Regions from separate parts of the Mus musculus genome. Here region 2 is linked to region 1. A link is a loop called in an ENCODE intact Hi-C map of the cell type or tissue named here. Cell type or tissue: gastrocnemius. All regions are shown on one strand. Each heading gives the region's core, and the rest is flanking DNA. Links, peaks and the distances in the headings are about the cores only.

Evidence for each region. Hi-C counts contacts between places; a loop is a spot of excess contacts. Peaks named below come from ENCODE experiments on the same cell type or tissue, not always from the same donor. Only the 100,000 strongest peaks of a DNase experiment are listed, where the experiment ranks them.
Region 2: a loop joins it to region 1, with 2.5 times the contacts of the local background. A loop is called at or near these places in 1 of 42 quality-filtered maps.

Annotation. Positions count from the first base shown.
Region 1 is chr17:71,549,401-71,554,459 of GRCm38, forward strand. It overlaps Spdya (speedy/RINGO cell cycle regulator family, member A), which reads left to right and starts at 2,661. Exons shown (of 7, transcript NM_029254.1): 1 at 2,661-2,741. In gastrocnemius, for the core only: no CTCF peak of the experiment used is centred there; DNase peaks (open chromatin) are centred at 2,594 and 3,614; H3K4me3 peaks cover 1,709 bases; H3K27ac peaks cover 907 bases.
Region 2 is chr17:71,762,659-71,767,717 of GRCm38, forward strand. It overlaps Gm30140 (a long non-coding RNA gene), which reads right to left. Exons shown (of 4, transcript XR_001782175.2): 4 at 4,230-4,703. Among named protein-coding and RNA genes, the nearest start is that of Pcare, 12 kb to the left of the region's middle. In gastrocnemius, for the core only: no CTCF peak of the experiment used is centred there; no DNase peak of the experiment used is centred there.

The sequences.
Region 1 (5,059 bases), core at 553-4,552:
ACTCTCTGCTTTAAAAATAAAACCAAGGCCACACCTAGCTTGAGACTGGCTTAATTGTTGCCCCTGCTCTGCCCTCCATGTGGGAGTTACCTACTGTGTCCATCCCAGTTCTCAAACTCATCCCCCCTGGGGTCCCAAGTCTCCCCTTTCAAGCAACCCACTCTAGAGGCAGTTCATCATTTGGGAAGGACACTCACAATGTAGCCTAGGTTGGCCTTTAACTTTAATCTTCTTACACTGGGTTCCAGGCATGCATCACCATACCAGACCCTAGATGTAAACCCTGAAAGAATTTTTAGTTTCAAGAACACATGAGGTTAAGGCTTTTCTACTCATATGATTCAAAAGACTCTTAATTATTTCAAAGGACCAGCTTACGTTTTTTTTCCTTTTCTTTAATTTTTTTAAAAAATACTATTTCTATGTATTTGGGTGTTTGTATGTATGTATGTATGTATGTATGTATGTTTGTTTGTATGTGTGTATGTATGTATGTGCACTGTTATGTGCCTGATGCCTGCAGAGGCCAAAAGAATCATTGGACCCTCTGGAGGGATGGTTGTAAGCCACCATGTCCTTTAGAAGAGCAACCTGTGCTCTAAACTGCTAAGCCACCCTCAGCCCTGGGCCTCACATTCTTTGAAGGAGTTTCTACGTCCTCTCACTTTTCCTATCATGCACCACCAACTTGTTGCAGGCTCGGGGTTTCCCACTGGCACTGGTTCTGAAGTGACTCCGAGACTTAATTATTTATGAATAAATGCCTAGGCCATAAGTTTTGGCTCATTTTCCAACTAACTTATAACTTATATAATCTGTTTGTTCTAGTTTGTGTCTGCCACATGGTTGGTTACCTCTCCTCAGTTTCATATGTCCGTCTCCTCTTAGTCCAGGTGGCCGACCTTAACTGCTCTTGGATCTTTCCCAGAATCCTTTCTTTCTCTGCCAGATGTCCTACCTTCTATTTCCTGCCTCAGCTAACAGGTGATGCTTCCACACAGTACATAAGAGATTCTCTCTACAAGTTGTCACATCCTTGGAAGTGCTAAAGCACTGTGTGCACAGTTCCCAGTTTACCAATATCTTGCTTCATCCTCAATACATGCTTGTGAAGATACAGCTAAGATGAGGGAGCAGGTCCTCGGGATAACTGGGGTGGCTGGAGACTAAGAACTGAATTCTAGCCCAGCGTGGTGGCGTACACCTTTAATCCCAGCACTCGGGAGGCAGAGGCAGGCAGATTTCTGAGTTCGAGGCCAGCCTGGTCTACAAAGTGAGTTCCAGGACAGCCAGGGCTATTCAGAGTAACCCTGTCTCAAAAAACAAACAAACAAACAAACAAAGAACTGAATTCTATTTGGGTTCCTTACTTAAGGTACTTTCTGTTGTGCCATTTGCTAATGGACCTGAGATGTTTACTCATTTTCATTTTTAAAAATTGAATGCTTATGAGTGTCTTGTTTGCATGTATGCATGTGTGCTACATGTGTGCCTTATGTCAGCAAAGGCCAGAAGATGATGTTGGATACCCTAGAACTGTAGTTACAGGTGGTTGTGAGCTGCCACATGTGTGCTAGGAATTTGAGCAGCAAGTACTTTTAACCATAGAGCTGTCTCTCTATCCCTGAACCTGAGATCTTAACAACAGTCGAATTAGCTCCTACTCAAAGGGCTCATTGTATGTATGTTTAGAATATTTTTTACATTATTATGGAAACATACCTTTTCAGTGTACTTCAGCATCACGTAGCATCAGTTTCCTTAAGTTCCTGACTCAGTGTTTCTTGTTAGAGATTTTATAGGTGAATTGATAGCCTGAGAGAGGTTGAAGATCTAATGGGCTGGTAACACTTTTGTCTAAGCCATTAACATTACCATGACCTTGGTTTTATCTACTCAGTCACATTTTAAGGAAGTTCTACAAAACACTGAGTACAGGTAGCTAAAAGGGGGAAGATTCCACAACCCAACTCATGTTGTCTGTTAATCTCTGGATGTATGGACCAACCCAAAATTCCACAGAGAGTCTTAATTACCAGTTCAGTTACTAGTCTACTTGAGTTTGATAACAAGTCAGAACTGTATGGTGCTCTCATACTATATATATAAAGCAGATTCTGAATTGGAGGGGTGGGACTGGCAAGCGTTGATTATGCACCAGCTATATCCCAGGAGTCTCAGGAAGGCACGGGCATGACAAAAGGAGCATTTAGGGCTGTGAATGGAAGAACGTTGCCCTTTGCTCACTAAAGGCCACTTTATTTCACACCTTTTGAGCTAGCATGCGTGGGCTCTTTCTCCTCTTACACACTTGTGCACAAGGGAAGAAGCACCCAGGTCCAAGGCGCGAGCAGAGAGGCAGGGAGGGGGAACGGCAAGCAGCCCTGGTCCTTCAGGGCAGCCCAGTCCCCTCGTCCTGTCCGGGGCTCCTCAACCGCTCCGCACAGCCAGCGTTCGAGGGAAAGCGCGACCGCATCAAGATACAGAGAGCTGGAGCGGAATAACGGCAGAAGGCGGAGGCGACCCGGTCAGCGAGGGGCGGGGCGGGGCGATAGCGCAGGCCCCGCCCTCGGCGGTTCCCGTGCTCTGATTGGCTCCCGCGGCCGCGCGCTCCCGGCCCTCCGCTTGAGGTTCTTAGGCGGGTTTTGCGGCCTGCGGCTAGCGACCCAGCACGCAACCGCCTGAGGTAGATCGCTGAGGCGGAGGCTGTGGGGCCGCTCGCTCTTCGCCGGCCTGCGCAGGTACCTTCACCTGCCCGCCCGCCCGCCGGGGCCTGATGGCGGGGTTCTGGGTGTCGCCTGTGCCCTCCCTCTCGCTCCCACAGTCCTGCGTGAGGAGGCGGGGACGCCTCAGCCCCACATCCCCGCGGCCTCGAGCAGCCCCGCCGGCCCCAAGGGCCGGGCATCCCGGAGGCGGGGACGGGAACTGGCGGTGCGGGGCGAGAGGAGGGAGACCGGGCAGTGCGGCTCCGGCGGGTGGCGCGGGGTTGGTGCGCGGTGGGGAGCGAGGCTCGGCCTCTTCACGGGGCTGAGGGATGAGTCCTGCCGCTGTGTCCCGTGTCCCACGCCCCCGGCCCGAGTCCTCCCGGGCTGGAGTTCTGAGCTGTCGCGTCTCATCGCGACACCTTTAGCCACTTTCTCCAAAAGTACGAAAGTTTTCCTGCCTACCTGCCCCCTGTCGTCAGCGATTGACTGTCAGATGCTCACACGGAGAAACTATTTCTAATATATATATATGTGTGTGTGTGTGTGTGTGTGTGTGTGTGTATGTATACGTGTGTATACACACACACACATATGTAATATATATAGTAACCACTAGCCATACACATACATATGATCCTGTCGCCAGAGTTTCTTCAGATGCTTACAGAATTCAGCTGTATGTACCAGACAAACAGAACCCCAGACCTCACACACCCGGACATCGTCTTTATGAATTTTGCTGTGATTTTTTTTTTCCCAATGTTGGGTCGAATGCATGCCACTGAGTTGAAGGATCTTTAACTTTTATGTTGTGAGACTTTTCCTTCAGAGGTCCAAATCGATCAATATCTGCTCACCCTAGACAGGGCATTCGTGACAGAGCAAAGTAGGGATTCCACCCAAGTCCGCTTTGGTGAAGCCCGGGTTTACAAGGGTATCTGTGGGAGAGGGCTTACTGACAGATAGAGCCTGTGTGGCTCAAGCTGCGTCCCTGAAAAGTCCACCCAGCTCAGGGGAAGCCCTGGGAAAGCTGCCGTCCTTACTGCTTTAGAACCTTGGACAGGGGCCTGTCGACTCTTGGGAGTTGTTTATTTTTCTGAGTCTTGTTTCGTTACTTCGTCTTAAGCAGCTTCCCTTTAGGACAGAATGTGTCTTGTTTGGAGACAATCAGCGAGCTTCTCTTATTTCCCCGTTCACTCTTTCTCTTGAGAAATGCCTCATCGTTTTTTCACTTGTTCTTTATTTCTTCCCTCTTGCATTAGAACTCTTACTCATTGATGCATCTAAACAAAGAGCTAAATTTAAAAAAAATACAGCAAAGTAGAATTTGACACAGGCTGCAGTTTTTCTTCGTAAGCTCTTAACTGCACAAACTTTGATTCAGTCTTTATGAACTTTAGTGAATCTCTATTTGGGAATTTCAGCCATTTCCTTTCCCTGTTTTCTCAAGTCTTAGATGAAATAATCTGATACATGAAGTTTGCATTTTCTTATTTTGTTTCAATATAAAAACATTGTTTAAAAGTCACTTACCATTGAGTAAAACTTAGCTCCTGGACAATGTAGCACAGTGTTCTGCATTCTGATATATCTGTCTTACCTCTGAATCTAGCCCTGCCCTGGTCCTTTTTGAGAAACTTAATGACTGTTTGGTTTTTTGTTGTTGGGTCGTCCCCCCCCCCCCAGAAGAAAGGCAGATGAAGGAATCAAAAGACAAATAATTGTAGAACTAATTATAATTTCCATCTATTTTGGTTGTTGGTTAGTTCTGTTTGTTTCGCTTTGAGTTGTCCATGCTGGTCTTTGAGATATATGTTGTCCACGCTGGTTTCAGACTGAAGATACAGCTGTGGCTACAGATGCTGTGACTAGCCTGGTCTCAGACTAAAGATACTTTCCTCCCTCTCCCTCTCCCTCTCCTCTCCCCTCCTCTCCTCTCCCCCTCCTCTCCCTCCTCCTCCTCTCCCCTCTCCCTCTCTCTCTCCCCTCCTCCTCTCCCCTCTCCTCTTCTCTCCCCTCTCCCCCTCCCCCTCTCTCTCCTCCCTCCTTCCTTCTCTCCTCCTCTCCCTCTCCATCCCTTCTTTCTTCCTTTCTACACCACACACACACACACACCCCTACCTCTTGCATTCCTGCTGCCTTCTAAGGCCAGGAAAGGGCATTGAATCCCCTGGAACTGGAGTTGGATGCTTATGAATCACTATGTGAGTGTTGAGATTCAAACCTGGGTTCTGTGGAAGAATGGTGAGTGTTCTTAACTATTGAGCCATCTTTCTAGGCTCTCTGCCTAATTCTTTATAATCTAACCCTACACTGGTTAATACAGTAACCACTAGCCATATGTGACCATTAAA
Region 2 (5,059 bases), core at 725-4,724, 210 kb after region 1:
ATATGCGAATATGAAGGCTATCAAACTGAAATTGCCAAACAATGGGGAGACAGAGTCCCAACTTGGTGTCTCTTGTTACCAAATGAAGTTTTCCATACCAGGGCTGGGTTACAACTAATTGAATTGTTGGGTAAAGGGAATCCCAAACAACTCAAGTTATTGCTGGGACTATAGTTTACTCTCTACCAACTGATGTCAAGGCCCCCTTTCAGAAAACAACACCTACACAACTCACTGAACACGAAGAAGTCAAGCTGGTGACTCACAGAGTTTTCACCCCCTACATTCTAGTGTTTTGGTACAGTGAGGTACAGGGATACCAAAAGAGAAACATAAACACCAACTCAGCCTCAAACCCTTTGATCTACAATGGTGTCCTGCCTGCAAGGTATGTCAGGAAAGTGGTAGCACAAAGCTTATGGAAGTAACCAACCGATATCCGATTTGAATTAAGGCACACTTCCTGAGATGAAACCCACACTGCTTGAGTGATGCAGAACCTGAGACTAGATAGCCCAGGGACCTAGGATAAATACAAATACTATTTACTGTTCTAAAAAAATAAAGTAGCAATATAATGACTCCTAATGACATTCTGATACTTGTAGATCACTGTCTTGCTCAGCCATCACCAGGGAAGCTTCCTCCTGCAGCGGATGAGAAAAAAATGCTGTCAGGAGCTATCATAGGAGATGCTAATAACTAGCATGTGATCTTCCTGAGATGAGTCTGCCTTAGATTATAATCCACAATGAATTTGCTCCAGTAGGCAAGGCCCAGGAAAAATTCATTTTTAGGAAAGATTCCTGCTATTAATATGCTTTTCCTGTTATTATTAAACATATATAACAATCACTAGGTATTAGCCCACCCTTTTGAACAGATCTCTGTAGAACTACGAAGATATACTGCCTTGTAGTGATGCTATATAGACAAATAGATGACTTCTTGATTCTTAATGATGATCCTTTAAAAAATCATAAAATTATAACAGTATTTACTAAGCTCTTTTGTAGTGTTACACCATTAGGTTCTCTCTGATAATCCAAACTTCAGTGAGAACTCTGCCAGTCTCTTAGTGTCATGAGTTGATTGCTTCTGAGATGGCAAGCAGGCATCTATTACTTAGAGCACATTCCAAGAGGTTGTAAAACCATTAACCAAATGTTTTGGTCAGAGTTTATATTCCTGCCAAAATATCATGACCAAGAAGCAAATGGGGGAGAAAAGGGTTTATTCAGCTTACACTTCCACATTGCTGTTCATCACCAAAGGAAGTCAGGACAGGAACTCAAGCAGGTCAGGCAGCAGGAGCTGATGCAGAGGCCATGGAGGGATGCTGCTTACTGGCTTGCTTCCCCTGGCTTGCTCAGCCTGCTCTCTTATAGAACCCAGGGTTGGCACCACCCACAATGGGCCCTCCCACCCTTGGTCACTAATTGAGAAAATGCCTTACAGCTGGATCTCATGGAGGCAATTCCTCAAGGGAGGCTCTTTTCTCTGTGATAACTCCAGCTTGTGTCAAATTGACACACAAAACCAGCCACTACACCAAAGGTCATAAAAAGGGAACTAATGGTTTACTATAGGTGCTAGGACAGAAGACAAAATGTTGACTGGGTTTGTCTATACAAAACTTCACTAATCACATAAGTCACATAAGTTATAGTTTTTAAGTATCCGTGAACCTGCTGAGTTTGGGACAGATAATGAATGTTTTGCCAGATAAATACTCCTAATGGATACGCATGCAAACATTCTCTGTTTTAAACTTGTTGTTCGATTTATGACTTGAATTTATGTGTAAACTTGTGATGAACTTCTTACCATTTGATCATGTATTCTGAAAGATGTACAAGTGCTGAAGACAAAGAGAAGAGAATATTCTTTTTGTCTCACTTTTCTTAGCATTTTCTTTATCCCCCTTTTCTTAGCATTCTTCTTGTCCCCCCTTTTCTTAGACATACCCATATTCCCCTTTTTTTCTTAGGAGCCCTTTCCTCCTTTTTCTTAGAGAGCTCTCACAGGAAACCTTTGAGAACTTAGAAATAAACACTAAAATGACTTTTCAAAGTGTCCCTTTTTCTTCCTGGGATTCCAACTAGCAGACTGAAAGTTAGAACCTCACAATTCCTGTGGAGATAAAACAAAGGCTACTTTTATATAATCTCCTACTGTTTCAGAATGAGGTGCTAAACAGTGCCTTACCTCAGAGGAACTCAGAAGGCAGGTCAGCTACTGAGGCAAAGTGACTTAGAATTGAAACAGGAATTTATTATTATTATTATTATTATTATTATTATTATATATGTTGTCTTTCTAAAAACCAAATTGAAAGCAGCAGCAAAGCCTGACTAGGTTAAGCAATCAGATCTCACTCCCAAAGTTCTGGAAAGAAGTTCAAGGTTCAGGTGCAAACTTGATTTTTTCCCAAGGTCTCCTTTTTTGGGGGTGGGGGGCGGGGGGTGGGGGGTGGGGCATCAGAGATGGCTGTCCTCTCTGACATCTTTTGGTGTCTCTTCTGTATGTGCCCCCTTATGAAGATGAGTTACCACGTCTAAGGACACCGGTCACATTGGACTAGAAGCCACCCTGACAACCTCACTTAACTACTCCTTTGAAGGCTTCATCAATAACACATAGTGGCATAATCGTCTCATAAGCTCTCTTCTGTATTTATACTCTTCAGGCTTCCTCAAAGCACCCTGGGCATGTTTATGCATCCTCTGACCTTCCTCTGGGATTCTCAACTTCTAAACCAAAAGGCTGTGCACTGAAGTAAGGCAGGGAGGTCTGAAAGGAGACAATGTCAGAAAGAACATCAGAGTCTATCAAAGGTTGGGGGGAAGCCACCGGGCCCTAGGAAGCAGGACTTCTTTGTGCCCCATGTCTGATCTCTAAGCCTTATCAGAGAGTACAGAGTTTGAAGCTTGGGACAGAGCAGGGATCAAGCTATGTGTAGAACTATCTTTTGTCATGTTGACGTGGCAGAATAGGATTGGTGTCTGTGTATAAAAGAATGGGGAGCCCCTAAAGTCTGCTGCCTCTATCTCCCACAGTCCAAGTGGCAATAGGAGGTTACTATGATGTTCTAAAGTAATGATTCCCAACCTGTGGTCATTGTCATGCCATCCTTTTGAGTGGGGGGGGGGGGTCACGTATAAGATAGCCTGCACATCAGCTATTTATATTATGATTCATAACAGTAGCAAAATTACAGTTATAAAGTAGCAACAAAAAAATTACGGTTGGGGTAGGGGGTCACCATAACACGAGGAACTGTGGTGAAGGGTCACAGTGTTAGAAAGGTTGAGAACCACTGTTCAAAAGGTTTCCATGAAGAAAAAACTTTTTTTTTTTCAGAGCAAGAAAGCACCAATGAATCAGTCTAGAAGGAGGCCTGGGACCCAGGTGTGAAACATAAGGGCATTCCGAGGATAGAGAAGCCATGGGGCCCTGTTACATGAGTCTGGTTCAAGTACCCAGTATCTAATTTTTCTAAAGGTTGTTTATTTTCTTTCCTTTTAGTATGAAGTAAAGTTTATTTAGGGCATGGGGAGGGGAGTTGAAGGGGTAGAAGAGACAGAAGGAGGGAGGGAGAGAGGGAGGGAGGGAGAGAGGGGGAGGGAGGGAGGGAGAGAGAGAGAGAGAGAAGGAAGAGAAGGAAGAGGAGGAGGAGGAGGAGGAGGAGGAGGAAGAGGGGAGGTTGGCTATGAGCACCTGGAGAGAGAGGGGGAGGGGAATGGAGAGAGAAGGGACAGAGAGGGAGGAGAGGAAGAGAGGAAGAAGAGCAAGAGCAAGGGAAGGTTGTTCATTTTCAGAAAGTATCGTTACAGCTGACTCTTTCTATAATTCCTTAAAACCTTAATTTTGATCCCCCATAAATACAGCAGGGTTAGTACCAGATACAGTTTCTATCAATTATGATGTCAATTCTAAGCATGTGTATTAGCTTTCAAAACTCCATACCACCACTGTATCTTTTTATTATCTGTGTATATTCATTGTACACAGTACTGGCTCTGATGGGGACAATTTATTTCAAGTACATTAGAGCCCAGGCTGACCTGAAACTCGAAGTGATCCTCCTGCCTCTTCCTCCTAAGGGGGAACACCTGACATCTGTGATACTCAGATGCAGATAGTACAAATTAACACCAAGAAGGGGACCCATTATATAAGCCCCCAAGAGCTTAGATTGAATTCCAGAGAAGAAAGAAAAAGAGAATTTCCAACTTTAATTGTGACTGAATAATAAACTTGAATTGACTAAGACATGACTGTATTTGAATGAGTTTATCTGAAAGTGGCTAGATTCAATTTTCTCCGCTTTGAGGCAGAACAGAGGCACAGGGAAGAAATTACACTCAATTACAGGAGAATAGAGAAAATTACATTTTTGCACACTCAAGTCAGTAGCTGTGAAATTTGTGTTGGCTCCAATAATTACAGGCAGCCAGGTGTTGGTATGATCTTAAGAACAAACCGACAGATCATTATGGGCAGTTTTTCCAAATTATTATCTGATCCACAGCTGTAACTCAGAAGGTCAGTGTAGTGTCTCATCATTAGACGTCATGATGAAGTGGGTTTGAATTTCTGTTCAAAACCTTTTCTTTATATCAGAAATCAGAGTCAAGTCTTGAGAGGTTGAAAATGCTTCTTTCTTTCCAAGTTTTCAGGGGCCCAGTCCAGAATATAACCTATGACCAACAGGAAGAAAATAGGAAGTCCTGGGTAGTGTTGGAATCCGGTTAACACCCGTCAATCCACCCTTCACACCTCTGTTCAACACCACTGAGACCTAGGCATGGATCCCCGTGGGTGTGACACACAGGGACTCAGGCTTTTAATTAGGCTTTGGCAGGCAGGACCACAGTGGGAGGATGGAGAGTGAGCTAGTCTCCCATCTTCCAATCCTGGCTCCATGGATTTGTTGCAGACCCTTGGAAGACCGTAGCTCCTGTCAGGCAGCCTTCTCCACAGGTTTACACAGCTCCCCTGGACTCTTGCTCTCTATGGGTTCAGTGTAGGACAGAAACGTGCCTGTTAAACTTCT